Linked DNA regions of Homo sapiens: region 2 is linked to region 1. Evidence: chromatin contacts called from ENCODE Hi-C data. All regions are on one chromosome and are shown on one strand. The core of a region is the stretch at or near the end of the contact, and the rest is flanking DNA. Distances in the headings are between cores, read along the strand shown. Region 1 overlaps MACROD2 (mono-ADP ribosylhydrolase 2). Region 2 overlaps MACROD2 (mono-ADP ribosylhydrolase 2).

Region 1 (5,962 bases), core at 2,711-5,210:
TGCAGAATGAATTCACATGATTCAGAAATGCTTCTTGGCCACACAGGCCTGGAAAAAGAAAAACATGCCTTCTACCTTGGATATATCATGAATACACACTTGATGGCAGACATATCGCAATATACGATAACACTAACTTGTGTGGAGGGCAATGAGGTGTGTAGACCATGGAACATTAAACATGGAGAAGAAGAGAAGGGCAAAACTGATGGAAATTATAACTATAGTTATATACAGCATATATATAATAAAAATTATATAGTATATGTTATATAAATTATATATAATAAAAATTATATTATATTATATAAACTATATATAATAAAAATTATATTATATTATATAAATTATATATAATAAAAATTATATATTATATAAATTATATTATGTAAATGATATATTATATAAATTATATATTATATTATATAAATTATATAAAGTACATATAATATAATTTATAAATTATAATATATAAGTTATATATAATATAAATTATATTTAATATATTTAATACATTAAATATTTAATATATTTAATTATATATAATATAAATTATATATAATATAAATATATAATATATAATATAAATATAAATATATAATATATTTAATATATTTAATTATATAAAATATAAATTATATATAATATACTTATATAATTAAATATATAATATATTTAATTATATAAAATATAAATTATATATAATATATAATTAAATAATTATATAATATATTTAATTACATATAATATAAATTATATATAATATATTTATAATTTATATTATATAAAATTTATTTATATATTTATATATTTATAATTTATGTTATATAAAATTTATTTATATATTTATAATTTATAATTTATATATTTATACATTTATATATTTATAATTTATTTATAATTTTATATAAATATAAATATATTATATGTATATTTACCTAAATTATATATATTATATATTTGTATTTATATAAATTATATATAATAACTATATAATTATTATATATAATTTATAATTTATACATTTATATATTTATAATTTATTTATAATTTATATTATATATAATTATATAATATTAATTATATAATAATAATTATATATAATTTATATATTTAAATATATATATAATTTCAATTCCATTTTACAGATTACAAATATTAGGTTTTCTACAGGGAGGTTTTACCGTGTTCAGGTTCACCCAGATGACAAGTCCCAGCCTTTTCCCATTTTACTACAATTAGTTTTTCCAAAGATTCATAAGTAGATCCAACAAATGTGGTAAATACATTTTGGATCATCAAATTCCATTTGATAACCAAAGATGGCCAGATTTAGCATTTAAACCAAAAAGAAACAACCACTCTGTGAATTCCACCCAAAGGGATTATGAAGAATAGTTTATAAGCTGTCCCAGGTATTGATTTTCATTTAGAAAGCTTGTTTTTACACATCAATAGCATTATTATAAACTTGTTTTAACACCAATCTATACTTAAGGTGTCTCACATAACAACAAAGAAAAAAAAATCTATTTACCGCATTAGAACATTGAGGACTTCAGCATTTGCATATCTCCTAAGACTTAGAAACCAAATGGGTTAACAATCAAACTGAAGAAGTACTGGTGAAATGCATTCTAAATGAACACTCACTCATCTCAACACTGAGACTAAGGGCTGTTTCTACCGGTTCTCCATTTCATTGTCAGATACATGGTAGGCAGTAAATTCTCCTTATGAATTGGCTGACAAGAGAGTTCAGTGAACTAACATCAAATACTAAAATTTTTAAGACCCTAATTTGCAATTTGTAAAACCAGAAGTAACAATAAGTCCTTTAGAAATCAAAAGGGGATGTTGGCCTCAGAATGCCTTATGTTCAAGACTCGCTAGCTATTTTCTTGACAGAATTCTGTGTGACAGACACCACAACTACACATCTGATGGGTCAGAGCACTCTCTATTTCTTTTATAACTTTTTTAAACAATGAGGCCGGGCACGGTGGCTTACGCCTGTAATCCCTGAACTTTGGGAGGCCGAGGTGGGCGGACCATGAGGTCAGGAGATCGAGACCATCCTGGCTAACACGTGAAACCCCATCTCTACCAAAAATACAAAAAATTAGCTGGGCGTGGTGGCAGGCGCCTGTAGTCCCAGCTACTCGGTAGGCTGAGACAGGAGAATGGCGTGAACCCAGGAGGCGGAGTTTGCAGTGAGCCGAGATCACACCACTGCACTCCAACCTGGGCGACAGAGAGAGACTCCTGTCTCAAACATAAATAAATAAATAAAAAATTAAAAACACAATGAATACATCTTGCTCTTTAAGGTCACAACTTTATGGGAGACAGGAACCTTTCACACTTTATGGAAAGGTCAAAGCTATCCTAAAAATGGCCTTTGAACCCAATACATTTTTGACTCAGAGGTTCAGTTTATCTGCATTTTATCATTTCATTATAAAATAAGATGACCAGGCCCTTTTTTTTCTGGTCTATTATTTATTAGATATGAGTAAAGAAGCTTGCTTTTACTGAAAGTCTGACACATACCACTGTATACTGTGTCTTCTCCTTGTAAAAAGCATATTCAATTTCTCCCTCTTTTCTTAAAAATAGAAGTAGTTTTTGGCTCTGTTCTTTCTTGCTCCCTGTCTCTCTCCACATCTTTAAAAAACAGAACTGTTTCCTTTTCCCTGTCTTAAAGAAATATGCAATGAGTATACTTTCTATTGTTTTAGGAGAATGTCATGTTCCTTTAAAAAGGATGATTTTAGATATTGAACCTTTTACTTCCCTCTTTGTGAATACTTATGATTTTTAAAAACCACTTTCAGGTGAGCAACTTACAGTATAAAAACTAATGCATGTATACATATAAAATATGAAAAAAATATATTTCCACTGATGATATATGATGATAGAAATATCACAAATACTGTACAACTCAGCTAAATAAAGATTATAAAAGTAAGCAAGAAAATTTTTTAATCAATACTAATGTGAGTTGCTAATGAGATATGTGGGTTGCTTTTGATGGAAGGCAGTACTGGGATTAGTACTTAAATATTAATAAGTTGTTCCCTGCATAAGGTCAACTAAGGAAGAAAGCAAGTTCAGAAAACGTAAACACAATCCAAAATCTCAACTTCAAATATAAACTGAAAATATAATATTCAAGACCTCGTTCTCAGCATAGATGTTAACACTTCAAATACATCAGAACACAATTTTAATAACAGATCTAAGCTGTATTTCCTTTGAACTATTAGATGGCAACATTATACCCACATTCTTTACACTTGACCATGAACTCCAACTCATGTAATTAAACAGCATCAGGCCTATGTGAGACATGCTCAGCAAGGGGTGGGAACCAGGAAGCCGAATTTCCACTTTCCTTTGTCTGTATTTTACAAAATCATGCAAATTCCATGCACAATTAGTTAGAATTAGAGCTGTAATCTGATAGCTTGATGACAGAGCAAAATTAACTTGAAACAAAGAAAAATAGTAATTTGTGAAAATCATGCCCACTGGTAAGTTACAGTCACAGGGGAGGGCAGGATGGTATGGGAGAGGCCTCTTGGGATCAGGAATGCATTTCCAAGCAAACCTTATTTCCCCACAACAGCTATTTTAAGTGATGAGTAATAAGCTCTGGAAAAAAAAAAAAAAAATGGAGAAGCTGCCCTGAAGGGGAGGGAGGACACTTTATCCTCTGTCATGGAAAAACACGGGAGGAAAGATGGGGGAAGATAAGAGACACTGAGTGATGGAGGCAGGGACACAGGGTAACTCATGACACATGGCTTCCTTCCTTTCAGGAAAGCCAAAGGGGTTATCTTTTAAGCATGGAGGATTGTCAGAGTTTCATGAGCTTGAAAAATACAGGAATAGTTTGAAACAGCTGCAACGGAGAAGTGGGTTGCTGGGTTACTTTATTCACATTATCTGGGTTCATTTTGTCCAGTCTCTGGGGCCAGTGATGCCCTCGGAGTCCTACAGCAGTGCCTCCAAAGCTTAATAGGGATAACAAATATGTGGTACAGGTGCCACCACTCCTCTCTTACTTCATGACTATGACAGACATTATTAATCAAGCACAGCATCCTTTCTCACTTAGCTGATACGGAGCCTCAGAATACTTCTCAATAGAGTGCTCTGAGAAGCCATTACTCATTGATCAAAGGAGGTGCTTGAGATGGGATCTAGTCACCATGCTTGAGTAAAACACAAGTCTTGCTGTGTACTTGGCTTACTCATAACCAGCTTCCTGCATTTACATCCATGGCCAGTTACCTACTTGATACCCCAGTTCTGTAAGAACTGGATTTTTTGTTCCTCAGCTTCACTAGTGTTATGTATGGGGATCTGATACCTACTCACAAACTTCTAAACAGAAACCATACATTCAGGGCTGGCCTATTCATGAACACTACACACCACTGCAGTAAACCATGGCTCTAACCCTCAATCCCCCAATCCATTTCCTCAAGACTCATTCCCAACTGACTGACTGAGGCAAGAGAGAAATCTGATGTTTGTTGGTAGTGAGTGGGCTGCCTTGGTTCTCTACATATTAAGCTCAGTACTGAAAGAAGATACACTTGAAGTATCTCCCCCTTCTAATTCTAAATTTGCAATTCCCTAGTGATTTTGCATAAAAAGCCAGATCCCATAGGCCAGTAAGTCCTCAACCAACCAAGCAACAAAGAAGCCTTTTAACGACTCCTAAGTTTGAAGATTGTCACAGCAGGTCATCCTGACCTCAAGTCTTTTCACTAAAACATTCTCCCTAAAACAAGCCCTGCAACATCTCAGAGGCCCAGGAAATAACTCTAAGAATGTCAGAGGCCTACTCTCCCAAAGTTTCATGTATTCTCTTCAATGGAGACCCTGAAGTCCAAGATGCAGTCCAGGAATAAGCTTGAAACTAGGATATTATTTCCCTGAAGTTTCTGTGCACCAAGCTTGAATCTCCCTCTGAAGCAACAAACCTAACAAAACAAAATAATACCTAATGTGGGCTTGCCTATGTCTCTAGTTCTTGCCGGTTCATTGGTGAGACCAGGTCCTTGTCCTTACAGAGGTTATTCTTACTTTGATAAAATATTCTAGAATTCCTATGTTTACGTCCTGCCAAGTCCCATGACACCATAGATTTAATTGTTTCTTCTCAATCCTGCTATTCTAATTTGGTCATTCCCTTAGACCCAGGCAAGACTTCCACGTCCCACAATAGAAGAGATCTGTGGAAGAGTCATCTCTCTTGAACCTGAGATGTATAATGTGGTCCCTAATGAACAACCAGTGTCTGCAAGACAGCATGAGTCTGAAAACCCCAGGATGAACCATTCTAGTAGCCTAGAATGATATAACTCAGCCAGTATGGCACACATCCTAGAAGCCATCTGCCTTAATCAGACCCTGTCTCTTCAACCTGGCCCCACGTTTTCAAGAATTAGATTTTTCAGAAGTTAAAACACTAGCAGCCAGTATGTCTCTTACTGCCAAGTGATCAGCTGAGGTGACAGCATAGACAACCCTAGAGATGGTCAAGAAGGGACAATAAGTGCACACATAGTCTAAAAAAAATATTGTATTTGCCCTGACATGCACTTGAGCTGAAATCACAACTTGACCACAGACTAACTCGGTGATGTTCATCAAGTTTTTTGGTTTCTTTGAGCTTCAGTTAAACAAAGATGAAGTGGAAATAATAATAAAAATATAATAGGGTTGATGTACAGCTTAGAGATAAGATACATTAAGTGCTGGTCAAATGACAGACACTCTCAACAATGATGCCCATTATATCAGTCTTGTGCCAAAGTGCAAAATTAAAATATAAACATCTTTGAAGCACAATGCTTGTCACATAGCAGGCACTCAAACATATGGAAAGAAAACCATGAATGCGTCAATGAGCCAGTTCATGTTTGCTTCCATGAGTATGAGA
Region 2 (6,491 bases), core at 2,427-4,926, 370 kb before region 1:
CAGTGAAGCTACTGAGCTAAGGACTAGAAATAGTTTGTTGAGAGGGCAAAATGAAAACACAAAGACCTAGTCAGATAGAAGCTAAAGGTGAGCAAGCTGTGAAAGAAGGGTAAATGCAAGTTAGACATTGGGAAACTAAATGGGACCAAAGTCAAGGGAAGTTCCAAAACACAAAAGAAAAAAAGAACAAGCAGGAACAGAGTCCAGAAAGAATTCTGCTCACTGTCTGCCTGGCAGCCCTATCAACTGACTTTGCCATAAGGCCACAACGAGTGGCCTGTCATCAGGATGGCATGCATTTTGAAACAACTTTGCAGAAGCTGCCAGGGATTCTCACTTACCCACAAAGAAGAGAGTTCATATTTATTAAGTGCTTATCACAAACTGAACAAGAAGCTTCATACAAGTACGATACCTCAAGAGTTGTTTTTTTCCTCACCCAAATCTTTTTCTTCTTCCTGAAACACAGTCTACATGTCTCAGCCTCTGCTGTGGCTAGGCAGGGCAATGACACTGAGTTACCATCAGTGGAGTTTGAAAAGAAGTGATGTATTCCATTATCCAGTACCATCTCATAACAACTTTCCATAAGAGATCTACCATGTCTTTCTCTGCTTGCTGGTTGATAGAAGAATACTACAGGGACCTAAGGAGTAAGTGCCTGATGACCATAGATAATGTTTCCCTACTCAGGAATACCCACAATGGACTGCTGCATTAGAAAGAAACACTAGCAATTGAAGCTAGTATTACTTACCCTTCATTAATGCACCTGTTTATCTTATTTAATCCCTACAACAATTTGTTGTGGTGATATTTATATCTTAACTTATCAAATGGATAAAATGAATGAATGAGGAATTTGAACCCAGGTCTGTCAGACTCTAAGAATCTATTTCCTCTCACCAAGTAGTCTGGTAAACAGAAGCTGAAGTAAAGAAGACATGTATTGTGTTTACTTTTGTATCAATTCAGATAAATTCAAGAACATGAATTAACCATTTTGAGTGAAGGATTCAATGGCGTTTAGTATACTCAAAATGTGTGCAACTATGTGAACATCTATCTAGTTCCAAAACATTTTTGTCACCCCAAAGGGAATTCCTTACTCAATAAGTAATAATTTCATTAGCTATTTCCCCCTCCTCTAAACCCCTGACAATGTTTTTTGTTTTGTTTTGTTTTTTTTGAGATGGAGTCTTGCCCTGTTGCCAGGCTGGAGTGCAGTGGCAAAATCTTGGCTCACCGCAACCTCCACCTCTTGGGTTCAAGCGATTCTCCTGCCTCAGCTTCCTGATTAGCTGGGATTACAGGCATGAGTCACCACGCTCAGCAATTTATTTTTAGTAGAGATGGGGTTTCACCATGTTGGCCAGGCTGGTCTCGAACTCCTGACCTGAGGTGATCCGCCCACCTCGGTCTCCCAAAGTGCTGGGATTACAGCCCCCTGGCAATGAAAAAACTAATTTCTATAACTATGGATTTACCAATTCTAGATATTTCATATAATTGAGATTATACAATATGGGACCTATTGTGTCTGGCTTCATTCACTTAGCATAACTTTTTTGAGGTTCACCCACAGTATAGCATGTTCAGTATTTCATTCCTTTTTATGGCTAAAAAATATTCCATTGTATACCACAATTAATTTCTCCATTCATGCATTTCCACAGTTTGGCTATTGTGCGTAGTGCTTCAATGCACATGTATTGATTGAGTTCCTGTTGTTCACTCTTTGGGGTATTTACCTAGAAGTGAAAATTCTAGGGGATGATGTAATTCTATATTTAGCCTTTTAAGGAACTGCCAAACTGTTTCCTACGGAGGCTGTACCATTTTACATTCCCATTAGCATTGCATAAAGGTTCCAGTTTCTCCACATCTTCACCAACACTTGCTATTTTCAGATTTTGGATTAATGCTATTCTAGTAGGTGACTTTCTCATTTCTGCAAAAAAGGACAATTGGAATTGTGAGAGGGATTTCATAGAATCTATACATAGCATTGGGTATTTTTGCCATCTTAACAATTTTAAGTCTTCTAATTCATAAGCATTAGATGCCTTCCATTTATTTATAGCTTCTTGAATTACTTTCAGCAATGTTTTATTGTTTTAAGTGTACAATTCATTTATTATTTAAATTTATTCCTGCATATATTATTCCTTTGCTCTTATTCTAAAGAAAAGTATATTCTTAATTTTCTTTTCAGTTTGTTAATTACTGGTATATAGAAGCAACTGATTTGTGTGTATTGATGTTGTGCCCTGCAACTTTGCTGACTTTGTTTACTAACACTAGCAGTTTTCTCTTTTTGTGGATTTTTGGAATTTTTAATATAGAGAATCATGTTATCTGCCATTAGAAATAGTTTTACTTCTTCCTTTCCAATTTTAATGCTCCTTATTTTTTCTTGCCTACATCCTCTGTCTGGAACTTTTAGTACAATGTTGAACAGCAATATTGAAAGCAAACATCCTTGTCTTGTTCTTAATTTTAAAGAGAAAGGTTTCAGTCTTTCACCATTGACCATGGTATTAATCATCAGGTTTTCATAAATGTCCTTTAACATGTTGAGAAAGTTTCTCCCATTTCTAGTTTTTGAGTATTTTTCTCATGAAAGGTTTTGGATTGTGTCAAATTCTTTTTCTGCACTGGTTAAGATAATTATTTTTTCCTTTGTTCTATTAATATGGTGTATTACATTGATTGCTGTTATCTTATTGAATGACTCTGGCATTTCTGTGATAAATCCCATTTAGTTATAATGTATAATCCTTTTAATATGCTATTAAATTGAGTTTGCTAGTATTTCTTGAGGATTTCTTCATCTATAATCATAAGGGATTTTGGTCCATAATTTTCTTATTTCTAGTGATGTCTTTGTCTGGCTTTGGTATCAGGATAAGCTGGCCACATAGAATGAGTTAGAACATGTTCCCTCTTCCATTTTTTGGAAAAGTTTGAGAAGGATTGCTGTTAATTGCTTAAATGTTGAGTAGATTCACCAGTAAAACCATCTGGTCTTAGGCTTTTCTTTGTTGGGAAGTGTTTAATTACTGATATAATTTCTTGTTATATAAATCTGTTCAAATTTTGTTTCTTCATGAGTCAGTTTTGCTACCTTGTATGCTTCTAGAGAATTGTCAATTTCATCCATGTTTTGTAATTTGTTAGCATACAATAGTTCAAATATTCTCTTATGATCTTTTCGTGGTAGAAGGTCTATAGAAATGTCACCACTTTCATTTCTGATTTTAGTTAAGTGCAACTTCTATTTTTTTCTGATTTCAGTTAAGTGCAACTTCTGTTTTCTTCTGATTTCAATTAAGTGCAACTTCTGTTTTTTTCTTCGTCTTGCTAAAGATTTGACAATTTTGTTGATCTTTTCAAGGATCTAACTTTTAGTTTTATTAACTATATCTCTGATGGCTAATTTTATGTATCAGCTTGACTGGTCCCAGACATTTGGCCAAACATCATTCTGGGTGTTTTTGTAACAGTGTCTCTGGATGAGATTAACATTTGAATTAGTAGACTGAGTAATGCAGACTGTCCTTCCTCCCTAATGTGCTTGGGCTTCAACCAGTTAACTGAAAACCTCAACAGTACAAAAAAAACTAAATAAAAAGAAACCCTTCTGCTTGACTACCTTTAGCTGAAACATTGCTATTTTTCTGCCTTTAGACTCAAACTGAAACACTGGTTGTTTTTGAGTCTGAAGCCTGCCAGACTCAAAAAGCCATTGGACTGGAACTTATATTCTCAACTTTTTTGGTTCTCCAGATCTTGGATCTTTTCAGCCTCCATTATCAAGTGAACCAATTCTTTATAATAAATATCTTGATAGAGATAGATAGACAGATAGATAGATAGATAGATAGATAGATAGATAGATAGATAGATTAGATGGATGGACAGAGATATAGATATCTTCTTAGCTCTGTTTCACTGGAGAACACTAATACTAATGTTTCTTCTTGAGTCAGTTTTGCTACATTGTATGTTTCTAGAGACTTGTCAATTTTATCTCTGTTCTGTAATAGTTCGAATATTCTCTTATGATATTTTTGTTGTAGGTCTATAGAAATATCACCATTTTCGTTTAGTCAGGGGAATTAGTCAAGGTCCTCCAGGTTTACTCTGATGTTTTTCTATCCTCTATTTCATTTATCTCTGCTCTAATAATTATTATTTCCTTTTTTAATACAAGCCTTGGGCTTAGTTTGCTTATTGTTTTCTACTTTCTTAAAGTGCAAAATTGGATTATTGATTTGAGATCTTTATTTTTAATGTTGGCATTTACAGCTATAAGTCACCCTCTGAGCACTGCTTTTTCTGCATCCTGTAAGTTTGTGTATGTGTGTTTTTATTTTCATTCATGTTTAGGAATTTTGCAATTTACCAGAGTGATTTCTTCTTTGGTTTATTGGTATTAAAGAGTGTGTTATTTAATTTTATTTTTCACATATTTGTGGACTTTCCAGTATTTTTTGTTGTTGTTGTTATTGGTTTCTAACTTCATGTCATTGTGGTCAGAGAAGATCACTTACATGATTTCAGTCTTTTCAAATTAATTGAAAATTGTTTTTGTGGCCTACCGTATGGTCTATTCTGGAAACAGGCCCAGAAGAAATTGAGAAGAATGTGTATTCAGCTGTTGTGGAATGGAGTGTTCAAAATCTCTGTCAGGTCTAGTTGGTGTATGGTGCTATTCAAGTTCTCTATGTCCTTCTTGGTCTCCATTTCAGTGTTCTATCCATTACTGAAAGTGGGATATTTAAATCTCTAATAGTTACTGTAGAACTATCTATTTCTCCCTTGAAGTCCATCAGTGTTTGCTTCATATCTTTTGGCTCTGTTGTTTGTTGCCTATATGTTTATAAATGCTATGGCTTCTTAAAGAATAGACTCTTTTATTAATATTTAATGTCCTTCTTTCTCTCTTTTAATAGCTTTTGACTAAAAGATCATTTTGCCTGATATTAGTAGAGCCACCCTGGCTTTCTTTTGGTTACTACTTGCATGGAATATCTTTATCCATATTTTTGCTTTGAACCCACATTTATCTTTAGATCTAAAGTAATCTCTGGAATCGTGTTTTTATCTGTCTGACCATTTCTGCCTTTGGGAAAATTTTATCCATGAGCATTTAAAATAATTACTGATAAGGAAGTTCTTAATTCTGTCATTTTGCTATTTGTTTTCTGTATATGTTATACTTTTTTTGTTCCTTATTTCCTTCATTATTGCTTTCTTTTGGGGTTAACTGACTTTTTTTTTTTTTAGTGTGCCATTATTACTTCTTCCTTATTTCTTTTTGTGTGTTTTTTAAAGATATTTTCTCAGTGGTTACTGTGGGAATTATAATTAGCATCCTAAATTTACAGTAATCTATTTTGAATTGATATCAATTTAGCTTCAATAGATAAAAAGAGTGTCCAAATGCAGCTTTTGCCTGCTTTATGTTGTTATTGTTACAAATTACATCTTTATGCACTGTGAGGCAATTAACCATATATTTATACTTTTTGTGCATTTGCCTTTTAAATCATATAAGAAATCAAAAGAGGAGTTATTAACCAAAGATAAAATAATACTGGCTTTTACATTTACCTATGCATTTACCTTCACCAGAGTTCATTATTTCTACATATGACTTCAACTTACTGTCATTTTAGCCTGAATAATTCTGTTTAACATTTCCTATAGGGCAGGTCTACTATTAACTTCCTCAGATTTTGTCCATCTGTAAATGTCTTAATTTCTCCATTTTTGAGGGATAATTTTGTCAGATATAGAATTCTTGGTTGATTGTTGTTGTTTCTGTCTTTTCATTTGAGTACTTTAAATATATCATTTTGCTCTCTCTGGCTTCCATGGAATGAGAAATCTGCTTTTAATCTTGTTGAGCATCTCTTGGACACAAGTCACTGCTCCCTTGTTGCTTTTCAGAGTTTCTTTGTTTCTAGTGTTTAACAGTTTGGTTATAATGTGTCTCACCGTGAGTCTCTTTGTGTCGATCCTTCTCGGGATTCATTGAGCTTCTTATATGTGTGGATTTTTACATCTTACCAAATATGGAGAGCTTTGGCCATTATTTCTTTGGCTATTCTTTTGCCTCTTTTTCTCTCTCCTATTTTTCTGTAATTCCAATCATGCACATGATAATATGCTTTAGGTGTATATACAAGTCAGTGTATTACATATACATACATATTACAGGTTTTTTAGGCTCTGTTCACTTTTCTTCATTCTTATTTCTCTCTGATTTTCAAATGAGATCATTTTAATTGACCCACTTCCAGTTTGCTGATTCTTTCTTCTACCTACTTGAATCTTTTATTGAAATCATCTGGTGAAATTAGCTCTGTGTTAGGGCACTCCTTGATTGCTTAGCCATGCTATTTAAAATTCTGTCTTAACCTTCACTTCCTGCTTGCATTGGCCTAGCAATCAGCATGAGTTGATAGCTCAAGGTCTTCTCA

Evidence for each region. Hi-C counts contacts between places; a loop is a spot of excess contacts on that map. Pooled maps may share reads with other maps.
Region 2: a pooled map shows a loop between it and region 1 (7-fold over the local background). The contact joins two enhancer-like sites. A Hi-C loop is called at or near these places in 3 of 37 single-sample maps with no recorded cell type and 2 of 50 pooled maps.

The regions. Positions count from the first base shown.
Region 1 is chr20:14,949,634-14,955,595 of GRCh38, reverse strand. The region is part of intron 5 of MACROD2 (mono-ADP ribosylhydrolase 2); the gene reads right to left. Among named protein-coding and RNA genes, the nearest start is that of MACROD2-AS1, 23 kb to the right of the region's middle. Within about 2 kb of position 3,960, at least 3 of the 41 ENCODE cell types and tissues checked have a DNase peak (open chromatin) inside an H3K27ac peak, as active enhancers do.
Region 2 is chr20:15,314,901-15,321,391 of GRCh38, reverse strand. All of the region lies in intron 6 of MACROD2 (mono-ADP ribosylhydrolase 2), which reads right to left. Among named protein-coding and RNA genes, the nearest start is that of MACROD2-AS1, 390 kb to the right of the region's middle. Within about 2 kb of position 3,676, at least 2 of the 41 ENCODE cell types and tissues checked have a DNase peak (open chromatin) inside an H3K27ac peak, as active enhancers do.